2 separate regions of the Homo sapiens genome follow, and region 1 is linked to region 2. The links are chromatin contacts, found by Hi-C in ENCODE. All regions are on one chromosome and are shown on one strand. Each heading gives the region's core, a stretch centred on a gene start or an enhancer-like site at or near the end of the contact. The rest is flanking DNA. Distances are from core to core; before and after follow the strand shown. Region 1 has its middle 330 kb from the start of LINC01091. Region 2 overlaps LINC01091 (long intergenic non-protein coding RNA 1091).

Evidence for each region. Hi-C counts contacts between places; a loop is a spot of excess contacts on that map. Pooled maps may share reads with other maps.
Region 1: a loop to region 2 is called in a map of endothelial cell of umbilical vein, with 8 times the contacts of the local background. The contact joins two enhancer-like sites. A Hi-C loop is called at or near these places in 3 of 168 maps with a recorded cell type or tissue (IMR-90, chondrocyte and endothelial cell of umbilical vein) and 5 of 50 pooled maps.

Annotation. Positions count from the first base shown.
Region 1 is chr4:123,972,633-123,979,059 of GRCh38, reverse strand. No RefSeq gene overlaps it. Among named protein-coding and RNA genes, the nearest start is that of LINC01091, 330 kb to the right of the region's middle. Within about 2 kb of position 2,484, at least 4 of the 41 ENCODE cell types and tissues checked have a DNase peak (open chromatin) inside an H3K27ac peak, as active enhancers do; they include endothelial cell of umbilical vein, where a contact is called at or near this core.
Region 2 is chr4:123,829,733-123,836,566 of GRCh38, reverse strand. The region is part of intron 4 of LINC01091 (long intergenic non-protein coding RNA 1091); the gene reads right to left. Among named protein-coding and RNA genes, the nearest start is that of LINC01091, 180 kb to the right of the region's middle. RefSeq lists a silencer at 3,839-4,133. Within about 2 kb of position 3,751, at least 15 of the 41 ENCODE cell types and tissues checked have a DNase peak (open chromatin) inside an H3K27ac peak, as active enhancers do; they include endothelial cell of umbilical vein, where a contact is called at or near this core.

The sequences.
Region 1 (6,427 bases), core at 1,235-3,734, 140 kb before region 2:
TCACATATCTTAAAACTGTTTTAGGCACATTCACATTTAAATGAAGTCTTTTTAATGCAGTCACTATTGTTACTTATAGCATATAGCTATTTAGTTTTATTATAAATAGTATTTGCAAAGTATAGCATTTTTTATCCTTTTTACTTTCAAGCCGTTTGTGCCTTTTTAGTTAAAATGTATCCTTTGGAGACAGCATATTTACCTTGCTCTTACTGTTTTATACAGATTAACACTGTTTGCCTTTTTATTGAAAAATTTTGTCCATTTACATTTAATGAACTGATTGCTGTGGTTGAATTTAGGCCTGCCATTTTTTCTTTCTTTTTTCTTTTTTTTTAAATCTGTTATTGTTGTTGCTTATTCATTTCTCCTTTCCTGACTTCTTTTGGGTTAATCAATTACTTTTTGAATTCTATTTTGATTTCTTTGTTGACTTTTCAATATATCTCTGCATTTTTGGCAGATGCTGTAAAAATTACAATACCTATTTTTAAGTACTAACAATATATGTAGAGTACTACTTTATATAAAATATATAGGAATCTTTAACAATGTAATTCAGTTTACTACCCCATATTCTCTATGCTTTCTTGATATATACATGCATATGTAGATAATATATTATATATGTGTGTGCGTGTGTGTGTGTGCATGTGTATGTGTATAAGACCCAGCCTACTGGGTTTTAATTTTTTTTAATATGATCACATTTTTTATTAAAAGTTGTTCCCTAGCATAAATAGTATATATTTTAATGTTTCTATGTATTCATTGTTTACTTGATGTGCAGTGGATAACATCCATTATCAATAGCTTTATTTGGGGTTACAATTATGTAAGAAATTGTCACTTTTTACTTTATATGCTTATATTGTTTGAATACTTACTAAAAACCATCACAGGTCCTTAAAAAGTACATAAATAAATAAACAGTTGTTCTCAACCAAGGCCAATTTTGCCCTCTGGGAGAAATTTGGCATTATTTAGAGACATTTTTGATTGGAGGGGGTGGGGTGCTGCTGACAACAAATGGGTAGAGGCCAAGAGTGCTGCCAAAAATCTTACGATGTATAGGAGAGTCCCCCAAACAAAGAATTATCTTCTGCAAAATGTCTGTATTGACAAAACAATGAAATTTAAACATATAGGTCTAAGTCCAGTTTACTTACTTACAGCTAATTAAGGACATTTGTTAAAAAAGTTCAAAGTTCCAAAGTCCCTCCAGATACAACATTTGTATTCAAACCTAAAGAGCTACACTCTCTAAGCTCATTTGAAGTACTTATTAGCTGATGATGAGTCATTGAGTTTGTTAAGTGAATTAATCATGTTGTGTGATTCCACGTGAGCGATTTAAAGGCCACTGGAAAAAAAGTCAGAGCTTCAAACAAGGGAGTCTCCACTACCAGCTGTTTTCTTTTCCCTTTGTTTCTCCTGGCATGCAAATACCATCAAAGTAATCATTGCTGGGTTTTCTTTGTTTAGAAGTATGAGAGAAAGAGGTTAAAAAATAATTCCAGTACAATTATATTTGCCTATTAAATAAATCCTAATAATTCAAATCCCTTCAGATAAAATTACCACACATTTCTTAAAGTACAATGTCTGGTTTCCATTTTCAAAGGATCTTTTCAAGCTTTATAAAACACACTGTTAAAATGATAATAAAGCCAACTTTGGCAAAGAACACAGGATTTCAAGCTACACTTGGGTGTGAATCTCAGTATTCACCACTTCCTAAATTTGTGATTACTGTCCTCCCAGACCTCCTTCAAGTCTCATTACTATAGTTTTTTAATCCATAAAATATAGGTAATACTGATCTCAGGTGGTTGAGAAACACTTTGCACGAAATCAAACACAAACAAGGTGTTTAGCTAATCCAAAGCTTTATTCTATCTTGAGAAACTGATGTGTCAACTCTGTGACAGCCTCTGTGGATGAGGAATATATCCCCAGTAAATTGGCATCTGTGCTGAGCTATCTACTACAGGTGACAACATTTGTGCCCCTGGAGACACAGATGCAGTTTGTCACAGATCACTCATTTTAATTATGCCTACAGTGAGTAAGGGAAATAAACGGTGGCTGCAACACTCTTATTATCTTCCCAAGGAAATGCAGTGAATTCATCTTGGAAAAGACTGGTTTAGTAACCTTCAGTGAGTGAACTCTTTATCCAGAAGTCTTTGAGGCCTGCAGCTCACAGACCTGATTTGCTCAAGAAAGTCCTGGCTTACTGGGTATTCTGAAACCCATGAAAAAAGAAGGGTCCAGACAATAAACCCACTATTTTACAGGACAGCCTCAAAATTGCCAGCAATACTAAAGTCACTTTCATACCACCCTCAAAGATTTACTAGAGAGGCCTCCTCCAGTCCTCCAAGAACAATCAAATCAAAACACACTCATGCGTGCGCACACACGCAGACACACACACACACACACACACAGAGAGATACTCTAACAAATGGCATATCTTCCACCTTATGCATTGACTGCCACAGCTGCTCCCCCGACAGGGTATTCAATCATGCAAATGTCTTGTGTTTGAAGGCTGTTTCCACTTCCAGTCAGGCACGTTGTTTTCAGCACATCTGACAAAATAGGCCAGATCTGCACAGCAACTTTTGAGAGGAAGTGCAACAAAAGACATCCAGCTGTGCTGAATTAAAAGGTCGTCATTCATCACCTTCCATCAGTCAAAAAGCAAAAGGAGGCTGACGTTATTTGTAAGAAATTTAAGGGTGTTATTATTCACCTGTAATTAAAAAGAATGGTTTGATTTGGCTTGTAGCCTAGAGAAGTATGAATGCTTTTATTTTGCCAGGTTATGAATTTTTCCAAGTACTGAATAGGTCTGAGAATGAGGCAATAAGATGGAGGGACTTTGTAAAGTAGAATTTTCCTCAACCTGTATTCACTTGCATTTTGTTTGTTTTTTAATTGACTGTTTCTTTATCTTTGCTTTTCTGCTTTAGAGAAGTACTGCCAGAAAATAAAAATCAAATGGAATTTTGAGTCTATCAACATGAAAAAGTCCATGCTAAAGGTTTTAGATTTCCCCAAAAGAGAAAATCTGAGAAAATGTATTACAGATGAAGTTGCTTTTTCCGGATATGCTACATATTCAGAAACAGTAGAGAGATCATGGCTTTTGTGGTATAAAGTAAAAAAATATATATGCATGGCAGGCATAGTAGAGATAGATAATTTTTAAATATTTTTATGTATCTGAAGTTCTGGAAGATGAATATAAGAATTTGTCAAGAGATTTTTAAAATGAATTCTCTTTCAGCCCTTCTTTTTATTCCAGGAAGAGTTTAGGGCAACTTGAAGACACATTAAAACACAATGTTAATATTAATTGCATGAGAAAAACAGAACAAAAGGAAAAGCAAAGAAGAAAACATAAGATGAAGCTAAGATTGAGGCATACAAACCAAACATATATCAATGTATTTACTAGAGCTAAGCTACACATGTGGCCCTGAGTTTTCTAGCAGCCAATTCAAAGAGGGAGCTGAGATTAGTTATGTGATGTGTAATGCCCACAAAATTAAAACAGAAGAGGCATATGTATTATTTGGGTATGTAAATGAGCATGGTGTCATAGGTCTGGAATTTGTTAGTAAACATGTTTTCTAAAAATATGTCCTGGGAAAGTTATCAATTTTCTGTAACAATTATAAGCATTTATGTGTTTTTCTGACACCAATAAGAATAAAAACAAAAAAATTCCTTCAGCGTTGCCTAAATTGTTATTGCAGGCTAATAGAGAGTATGTGCACTCCATGCAGGTCTTGGTCAATGTCTTCATCTGTTTGGGCTGCTATGCTAATACCATGGACTAAGTGGCTCATAAACAACAAAAAATTTATTTTTCACAGTTTTGGAGGCTGCCAAGTCCAAGATCAAACCACCAGCAGTTTCAGTGTCTGGTGAGAGATCACTCCTGGTTCATAGATGGATGGCCATCTTTTCACTGTGTCCTCACATGGTGGAAGGAGCCAGGGAGCTGTCTTCACTAATTTCATATAAAGGCACTAGCTCTATTCATAGAGGCTTTGCCCTCATGACCTAAGCACATCCAAAGACCTCATTTCCTCATACCATCACATTGCGAATTAAGATTTAACATATGAATTGGGGTAGGGGGCAGGGACACAAACATTCAGTGGATAGCAGCCAGTAGGAGCAGCACAAAAGAGCAGTTTCAGGTAAAGGGCTAGGAGCCCTGAGATCTTGGTTTTATTATATCTCATTGCATTCAGTAGTAGACTGAAGTACAGGAAGGGAAGGAATGGAGGGCACTGAAATTTAAGCTGCTTGGATGCCCTATATAATATTTGGTATTCTGAAAACACTTTACACTTGCCAGTAAGTGAATCCAGATGGTATTCAAATAAGTTTAGCCAACATGATTATCTTGACTTGCTGATGTGGAAAGCCAGGACCTGATTGATTTGCCCAAGGCCTTTCAATTCCTAAGGAGACACCATACAGCTTTTACCACTTCCTGTACATCCAGTAGGCCAAAGAGAGTCGAGTCCTGGAAGAAAACACAGACTTTCATATTTCTTGTTCTTGGCTTGGCTCAGCAGATCACAGACCCTTCTAAACAAAGGGGAAAATGTCTATCATCATAACTTGGCTGGTCCCTTTTTCAATGATTTCCTACAAAGCAACCCATAGCCAATTTTTCAGATCTACTGCTTAATTCGTTTAGGTCCATTTTTATTAGTACTCAAGTTATTTTCCTGAATAATTACAAAGAAAACCTTTTCCCCCTTACTCATCAGAAATAGAGCTATATAAGAATAGCTGGAACCCAGAAAAGAAAATATACAATTTCAAGTTTGCATGGATGTATTCTCATTTCTAAACAATACAAAAAAAAATTGTTAAATTTTGCTATTTTCAGGATGGACATTGTACATTTATTCTCTGGGGCAATTTTTCCAAACTTTCCTGCTGAAGAAAATTACCTCATCTTCCCTATTTCTTTCAAAAAGTAGTTTCCCCAGCCCCACTCAGACTTGCTGAATCAGAATCTTTCAAGAAGGTAAAGGTCTGTTCAGGGAAATTATGTCAACAAAGACTCTGGACCCTGGTCAAGATTCAATTCAAATCTCACTTCTGCCACCTATGAGCTGTGTGAATTTGGCCAAGTGGCTTACCCTCCCTGTATCTCTATTTCTTCATATGTGAAATGAAAATCTAGCCCCTTGAGGAGCCCAAATTTAAAGACAGATTAGTAAATGAAAGTTCAGCAAAGGAAATCAAAGAGGAGTCAAAGACAATCTTTGAATCAGTCTATTTCTTTTTTATATATATATACTTTAAGTTATAGGGTACATGTGCACAACCTGCAGGTTTGTTACATATGTATACATGTGCCATGTTGGTGTGCTGCACCCATTAACTCTTCATTTACATTAGGTATATCTCCTAATGCTATCCCTCCCCCATTCTCCCACTCCACAACAGGCCCCAGTGTGTGATGTTCCCCTTCCTGTGTCCAAGTGTGGAAAGACTGCCTCTTCAAGTGGGTCCCTGACCCCTGAGTAGCATAACTGGGAGGCACCCCCCAGTAGGGACAGACTGACAGCCCACACGGCTGGGTACACCTCTGAGACGAAGCTTCCAGAGGAACGATCAGGCAGCAACATTTGCTGTTCAGCAATATTTGCTGCTCTGCAGCCTCCGCTGCTGATACCCAGGCAAACAGGGTCTGGAGTGGACCTCCAGCAAACTCCAACAGACCTGCAGCTAAGGGTCCTAACTGTTAGAAGGAAAACTAACAAACAGAAAGGACATCCACACCAAAACCCCATCTGTACTTAACCATCACCAAAGACCAAAGGCAGATAAAACCACAAAGATGGGGAAAAAACAGAGCAGAAAAGCTGAAAATTCTAAAAATCAGAGTGCCTCTTTCCCCTCCAAAGGAACGCAGCTCCTCACCAACAATGGAACAAACCTGGATGGAGAATGACTTTGATGAGTTGACAGAAGAAGGCCTCAGACGATCAAACTTCTCCAAGCTAAAGGAGGAAGTTCAAACCCATTGCAAAGAAGCTAAAAACCTTGAAAAAAGATTAGACGAATGGCTAACTAGAATAATCAGTGTAGAGAAGTCCTTAAATGACCTGATGGAGCTGAAAACCATGGCACGAGAATCAGTCTATTTCTTAAGAACTGAATGATGTTGAGAAAAGTCACCTGACTTCCCAAGGTTCTATTTTCTGTTAGATTCATTCAAGCTCTACAATTGGTGAGAATGAGAATAATTTTCAGAACAAGGATGCATTCTCATGCTTTTAGATATTAGATGAAAGTGAACATTAATCCAAATCACCTTAAAATTTGAGTACAATTTAGAAAGAATAAATTACAAATATGTCATTTTATTATTATACACTAT
Region 2 (6,834 bases), core at 2,502-5,001:
AACATGAGTTCAGCTCATGGATGCCTTTGATACATCACACTATTATCATAATGGACTTTAGTTTGAAAACCTTTTGTGGCTTAAGCATAAACAGTTATGTAAGTCAAATCAGAAATGTCCAAAAATAATCTTAGCTATGTGTAGAGCCTCCAAATATTGTATGTGTGTAAGTACCAGATACAATTTCTTTTTCTTTTGGTACGCTATTATTTATAAACTCATGTAAATATTTATAATTGTGGCTATGCAAAAAATACATAACAATGTCTCGAATAAATGCCTCCTTGTGAGAAATAAGCTACGGCACTTACATTACATTATATACATTTGAGTCTGTTATATGGCATACAGAAGAATATAAAATGTCAGGAAGTAAACGAACTTCCTAAGAAATCACCTTTAAAATATATTTGATCTAAGCTGCATGCAATTTGAAGAATACTGCTGATCCATCATTCTAGTTATAATGCTGCCTCTTCCATGAACATCTCAATTCACCATCTGGAAGTAATCTCATCCTCCTCCAAGCTGCCTCAAAATTTTATTTTCATTTCCTCTCTCCATGTTCTCACTATCATGTTATATACCACTAAGATTAATTTGGAAAAATCCATCTTTTGCTAGACTATAAACTCCTTGAGGGAAAATGATGCAACTTGAAAATATTTGTAAATACCATCCACACACATCCATTTCTTACTATCTCTTAGTAAGTGTTGATTGAATGAATTCATACATTTTTCTTCCTGGACAGCTCTAAGCTAGAGGAGTAGTAAACTTTATAGCTTTTGTTTTGATTTTCTCTCAGGATGAAATGCTTTGGAGATCCCAAATCCAGTAAAAGACTCCAAATAGAGCTGACAAAAGGTATCCAATTTTCACTGAGTTATCTGCAGAGGGGCATCTCTACCTGGCCCCAAGCAGTGTCTTGCAGTTCTCAGCCATTTCCATGTATGACTTGTCACTAGTGCACATTTTATCATCAAAAAAGAAATTCCATTCCTGTGAAAAACCTGGAAGATACAGCCATGACTAGTCAACAAAAGGGGACAAGAAGTTTGGAGTAAAATGCAATGATAAAGTAGGGCCATGGTTTCGTTGAGGCCTGGTCTGCTGAAGAGTGGACAGCCATATTGGTATCCAAGTTAGATGTCAGTAGAGCACAGCAGAAAGAGCGCTTACTGGACTGGGGTTGGAGCCTGGATCCCAGCTCTTACTTGCCACTTGGTAATTTTTTTATTTTAATTTTTATTTTTTTTGTGTGACAGAGTCTCGCTCTTTCGCCCAGGCCGAGGTGCACTAGCGCTCTCAGCTCACTGCAAGCTCTGCCTCCCAGGTTCACGCCATTTTCCTGCCTCAGCCTCCCGAGTAGCTGGGACTACAGGCGCCCACCACCGCTCCTGGCTAATTTTTTGTATTTTTAGTAGAGACGGGGTTTCACCATGATAGCCAGGATGGTCTCGTTAGCCAGGATGGTCTCGATCTCCTGACCTCGTGATCCACCCGCCTCGGCCTCCCAAAGTACTGGGATTACAGGCGTGAGCCACCGCCCCTGCCGCCACTTGGTAATTCTTGACTCAAGTAAGACCAATTAACATCACTTGGCCTTGGAGTATTCTAAGTCTTTTATTTTATAAATTGAAGAGGTTAAACTCAATGTGCTCTGATGTTCCTATAAACTTCTATGATCAGAAATCAAATATTTCGTAAGCCTCTTGGTAACTATTCAAATCTAAACAGTATTTTTAGGATTTTCTTAAGCATGGTATCTGAGTCTGAAACACATGGTAATAAGAGCCATAGTAATAGTGATAATAATGATGATAATAAAATAGCTGTCATTTATTTATCTGCAAATATTCATAAGGGCCTAGCTTGTGTCAGATGCTGTTCTAGGCAATGAGGGCACGGGAGAGAAGGACACATACCTGAGTTTGGGGAGTTTATATTCTAGTTTAGGGAGATGACATTTAACAAGTGTAATACAGCATGTCTAATTGTGATAAGGACTCAAAGAGAAACAGTACAAGGATTGGCAATGAAGAGTGCTGAAAGGCATTTCAGAGCATTCTTTAAAATACTTATTAGGAGCCATGAATTTTACAGGGATTCTCTCATTTCATCCTAACAATAATCTTATAAAAATTATTATCTTATACCTACTGTACAGATGAAAGAAGTGGGCTCAGAGACATCAATGAAATGGCTCAGGGTCACACAGATCGTTAAGTAGTGAAACTCTAGAGCCCAAGTCCTAACCATTATGTGGTACTGCTTTCTACCAGATGATACAATACAAGTCTCTAACGATCTCATAAACCAATATAAACACACAGATTCTGTACACTCAGAGCTCCTTTTCTTTCCTGCTGTGTTTATCCATAAAACCTATTGAAAGTGTTAATATTATTAGGAGGTAGCATCCTGGCACATATGATTTTTTCCTAAATCAGTGCATCTTGGGCAATGTTTGAAAAGCAGCACATAATAACCACAATTAAAAGACCAAAACTTAACAAGAGAGAAAAATCATTACAAAGACTTCATGGCATGTTCCTCAACTGTACTAGGTTGGTGAAATATTCTATACAGATGGACCCTAGGATACCAAAATTATATTTGTGCATTAGTCCTGTTCAAGGAAATACAAATCACATTTCAATGCAATAAAATAATTAACACCAGAGACTGTAATAGAATCAAATTTCACATAGAGCAGGGACACACAAGGGTAACATAGTGAAATGGTTAAATGCATGGATTCAGTACTCAAATACATGTTCCAGCTTGCTCTGTCACTAACTCTACCTTCTTAAAAGCCTACTATCTTCTCTGAATGCTGGTTTTCTTATCATTATGATAGTAATAATAATAGTATCAATCTTATATGTTTTGTGAGAATTAAAAGAGTTAATGCATGTTAAAGGCTTAGCTCAGTACCATCAAACAGGAAATGTACAATAAATCTTATTTATTACTGTTATTATCATGAATGGATGTGCCACCTTGAGCAAAGGGGATTTGAATGCTCAGAGAAGTAAAAGGTCTGACACTTAACAGGATACCTGATGTTATTTTTCCAAGAACCTATCTACACATGAGTGTTGAAGGAACCACTACTCCCCCTTCCCAAATTGCTGCCTCGGGAATATATTTAGAAACTAATTGTTAACAGTAGCAGCATATCCAAACAAAAAGGGCAATGACATAACTTTGACTCATTTCTGTACATTTATATAAATAATTCAACTAATGAGTGTCTTACAAGAAGAAAGAATGAAGATGACGCCACTGGTATGTAAAAATATTCATATCAACTCAGCCCCTTTTGTTAACTCTCAATAGCTACTGATTATCTGATTATTCCTTCTCATCTGTGTTTGGATGACTTCAAGGCACTTCCCAGCAAGTAAACTCATAATATTAAAGCAATGTTCTTTCCCAATTTATACCAGATTTCATCCCATCATATCAACAGCCCATATAGCCAAAGAAAGGGCTTTCTTACACATGGTTTCCATGGTGTTTATGCCTTTCTATCCTAAACAGACAGATGCATTAAGCAATGCATGTCAATCCCATTATGAGGCTGTGAAATGGGCAGAAGTTTTGTTACACACTCATGCAATCACACACATTGTGAACATCCTGTTTATTTGGCTCATCCTCTGATGATTGGCTGTGGTATATCAGCACATTACTGACAGCTGGGAATTTCTCCAGTGGAACATGCCTTTCCTATGACAAACATCCAACGAGCAATGGGAACATGTGTCTGCCCACTGTGCCCATACAAAGCAGCCCAGTTTCTCCAAATGCAGAGCATATTGGGTGCTTGGATTTTCTCAGAATGCCACCGACAGGCCCCTGGTGACCTTTAGGGGCCATATGAGATAATACATTCTTAGACTCCTATTTCCGGACTGCTTTGGGCAAGGTCAGGATGGCAAATGTCCCACTTCCACAATATCAGATGTTACGGTAATTCCTTTTAGCTAATGTGTAAGAGCAAAGGAATGCCTTCAAACCTCATCTAGGCCCTGTGGAATCTGTTGAAAATGCATGACAGCTGTGGGCTTTGGCGAGGTTGTCTGTGAATGTATGAGATTTGGAAACCATTCAAAGCTAGAAATAACTGTACAACTCATAACCCTTCACCACTGCTCACTCTCTCTCTCTCTCTCTCTCCCCCCTCTCCCCCCCCTCCGCCCCCCGTCATGTCATTCTCTCTTCCCATCACTCATTTCTCATGCACTGTATCTGGGTCACAATCTCATCCTCCTGACTCAAATGCATCATCACTGCTGGGAACTGTGGATAACATCCTCCACACAAAAAGATGGGAAAAGAAGAAAGAGGCAGGGGTGGCAGTGGGGGCAACAGAAGGATTTTAATAACGCACAAGAACAGGAAATTGAGAAAGATCTTTTTTTTCAGTATCCAACTGGGAGTTGAGAAGCAGCAGCAAACTCACACTTATTTAAAGGCCCATCTGCAGGTAGAATCATCCTCGGGTGCTCGAATGATGTGTAAAGGCACTTGTTTTCCTAAACCTGAATAATACTTTGAAAGGCTATGGCTATTTATACTTCACTTTTGAAACTTGTATGTGTATTTTATGCACCTCACCATTAACTCTCACAGCAAAAGAGTTTGTGAGTGACATTTTTGAGAAAAGTAGGATAATTAGGAAAAGGAACTGAGAGAAAAGGGGTCAAGCTCAAAAGCCGGCTTTTTATTCAAATGACTTATACCCAACTACACTATTGATTCTGACCTCAGAATTCCTACTCTTGAAATTTTGACTTAAATTATCATCTCCAGATTCAAAGACTCAGCAACCTGGTTCATAAACAATGTGACACCCTGGTAATCACTGGCTTTTTTCCTGTAACTTCTGCTACTTCTACATAGATTTAACATACTACCTCTTGGCACAATCAGGTTGTTCCAGCAGTTTTTACTTTCTAGTTAAACCCAGGTTTTTCACATGGTGGCTGTGGGTCAGTCATTGACCATAATGACTTTTCAGCAGTCTAAGCTAAGAGGCACATTATCCACAGTTTAGCCAGGATGGAGCTTTACAACTAATGAATTATTTTGGCAGTTAATATTATCCCACTGATACCCTAAAATGAAACAAAAACACATAGATAACATTAAAACAACTAATTTAGAACATGGGAAACTATGTAAAGAAGGAAAAAAAAACCTTCCTATACAGAATTTTGCTGCATGCTCTCATGAATTTCATTAGCTACACGGATCTAATTGAGTGTTGAGAAGCAAAGGAAAAACAGGTCTGCCATCCATACACTAACGCTTACGGCATCTAACGCAAAGGAGAGATCCCCATAGAAACTCACAGAGAAGGCCACAGATGCTCCCTCAGGGGCATTCACTCTTACATTTAGATCATTTCTAATTAGCTATGTTATCTGGATTCCCAGGCCACGATGAATTAAAAACTGCACTAGAGGAAGACAGGGATCTAGGAGAGGGGAGCGTGCTGGCAACAGGCAGGGGCACAGCTGGTCAGCTCACAGCAAGAGAAAAGAGCAGCATGATTGTCAGGGTATTTAGGAAAGAGGCCCCAGAACATTATAATATCACACAGAACAATAATGGATGTGTATAATGTTGACCCTGGGTCAGCAGGGAGAAGATGCATTCTGTATAAGAATCCAGAGAACTATACAATATGTTTTAGGTATATTTATATCAAAACAATTTAAGTTATAAATTTTGGTACTTCAAAGGAGTTGATTTCCTTTATGTCTAAAATGAAAATACATGAAATACTTCTCCGTCTCCAAATAACAGATTTTATTAAATCACTGTATTTAAATACAGAAGACTTATACATAAAATTTAATATCAGTGTCTCTTATTTTTTTTTGCTCAGACTCCACAAGATACACATTGCATGCCATTGTCTTTAATTAAACACGTCCTAAATAACTTCAAGAGTATCCTACCACAGCCAGGCATGGTGGCTCACATCTGTAATCCTAGCACTTTGGGAAGCCGAGGTGGGCAGATCACTTGAGGTCAGGAGTTCGAGACCAGCCTGTCCATCATGGCGAAACCCTGTCTCTACTAAAAATACAAAAAATCAGCTGGGTGTGGTGGCGTGCGCCTGTAATCCCAGCTACTCAGAAGGCTGAGGCAGGAGAATTGTTTGAACCTGGGAGGTGGAGGTTGCAGTGAGCTGAGATCACGCCATTGCACTCCAGCCTGGGTGACAGAGCTAGACCCTGTCTCAAAAAAAAAAAAAAAAGAAAGAAAGAATATCCTATCACAAAAAGAAATCTAAAAAATTGTGAAAGTATCACTCTATACACATACACACACACATGTACACCACACCAACGACATGAACACTGAAGGAGTGTACCTTCAATGTCAGTTTCACAAAGGGAAGGGCAATGAATTAGTCAAGCAGAGTGAGGTGACGAGCATTTCACATGAAGGACATTCACAGGCAGATTCAGGAAGGAGGTAGAAATGCTTAGGAATTAGTTTGTCTAGATGAAAGGCTAGGTGCTTGTCCTCCTGTCTCATCATGACTTCCCTCTTTTCTCAACTTCTCAGTGCTCACTCTTCCTGGTGCTGACATTCTCATGCCTTGTCATAACATCAAGGCTATATACCAACCTGGCTCTCATTCTGTAGCTATGACTCCACCTACTGCTAAGCTCCTTTTGTAAATTCTGCAGTGGACACCTTTGGGATTGTCTACCAGCACCACATCCCCTTATTCTGATAACTGCCCTTCACCCTATTGCTTTAGCTTCCTAAGGTTGCCACAGTAAATGACCACAAACTGGGTGA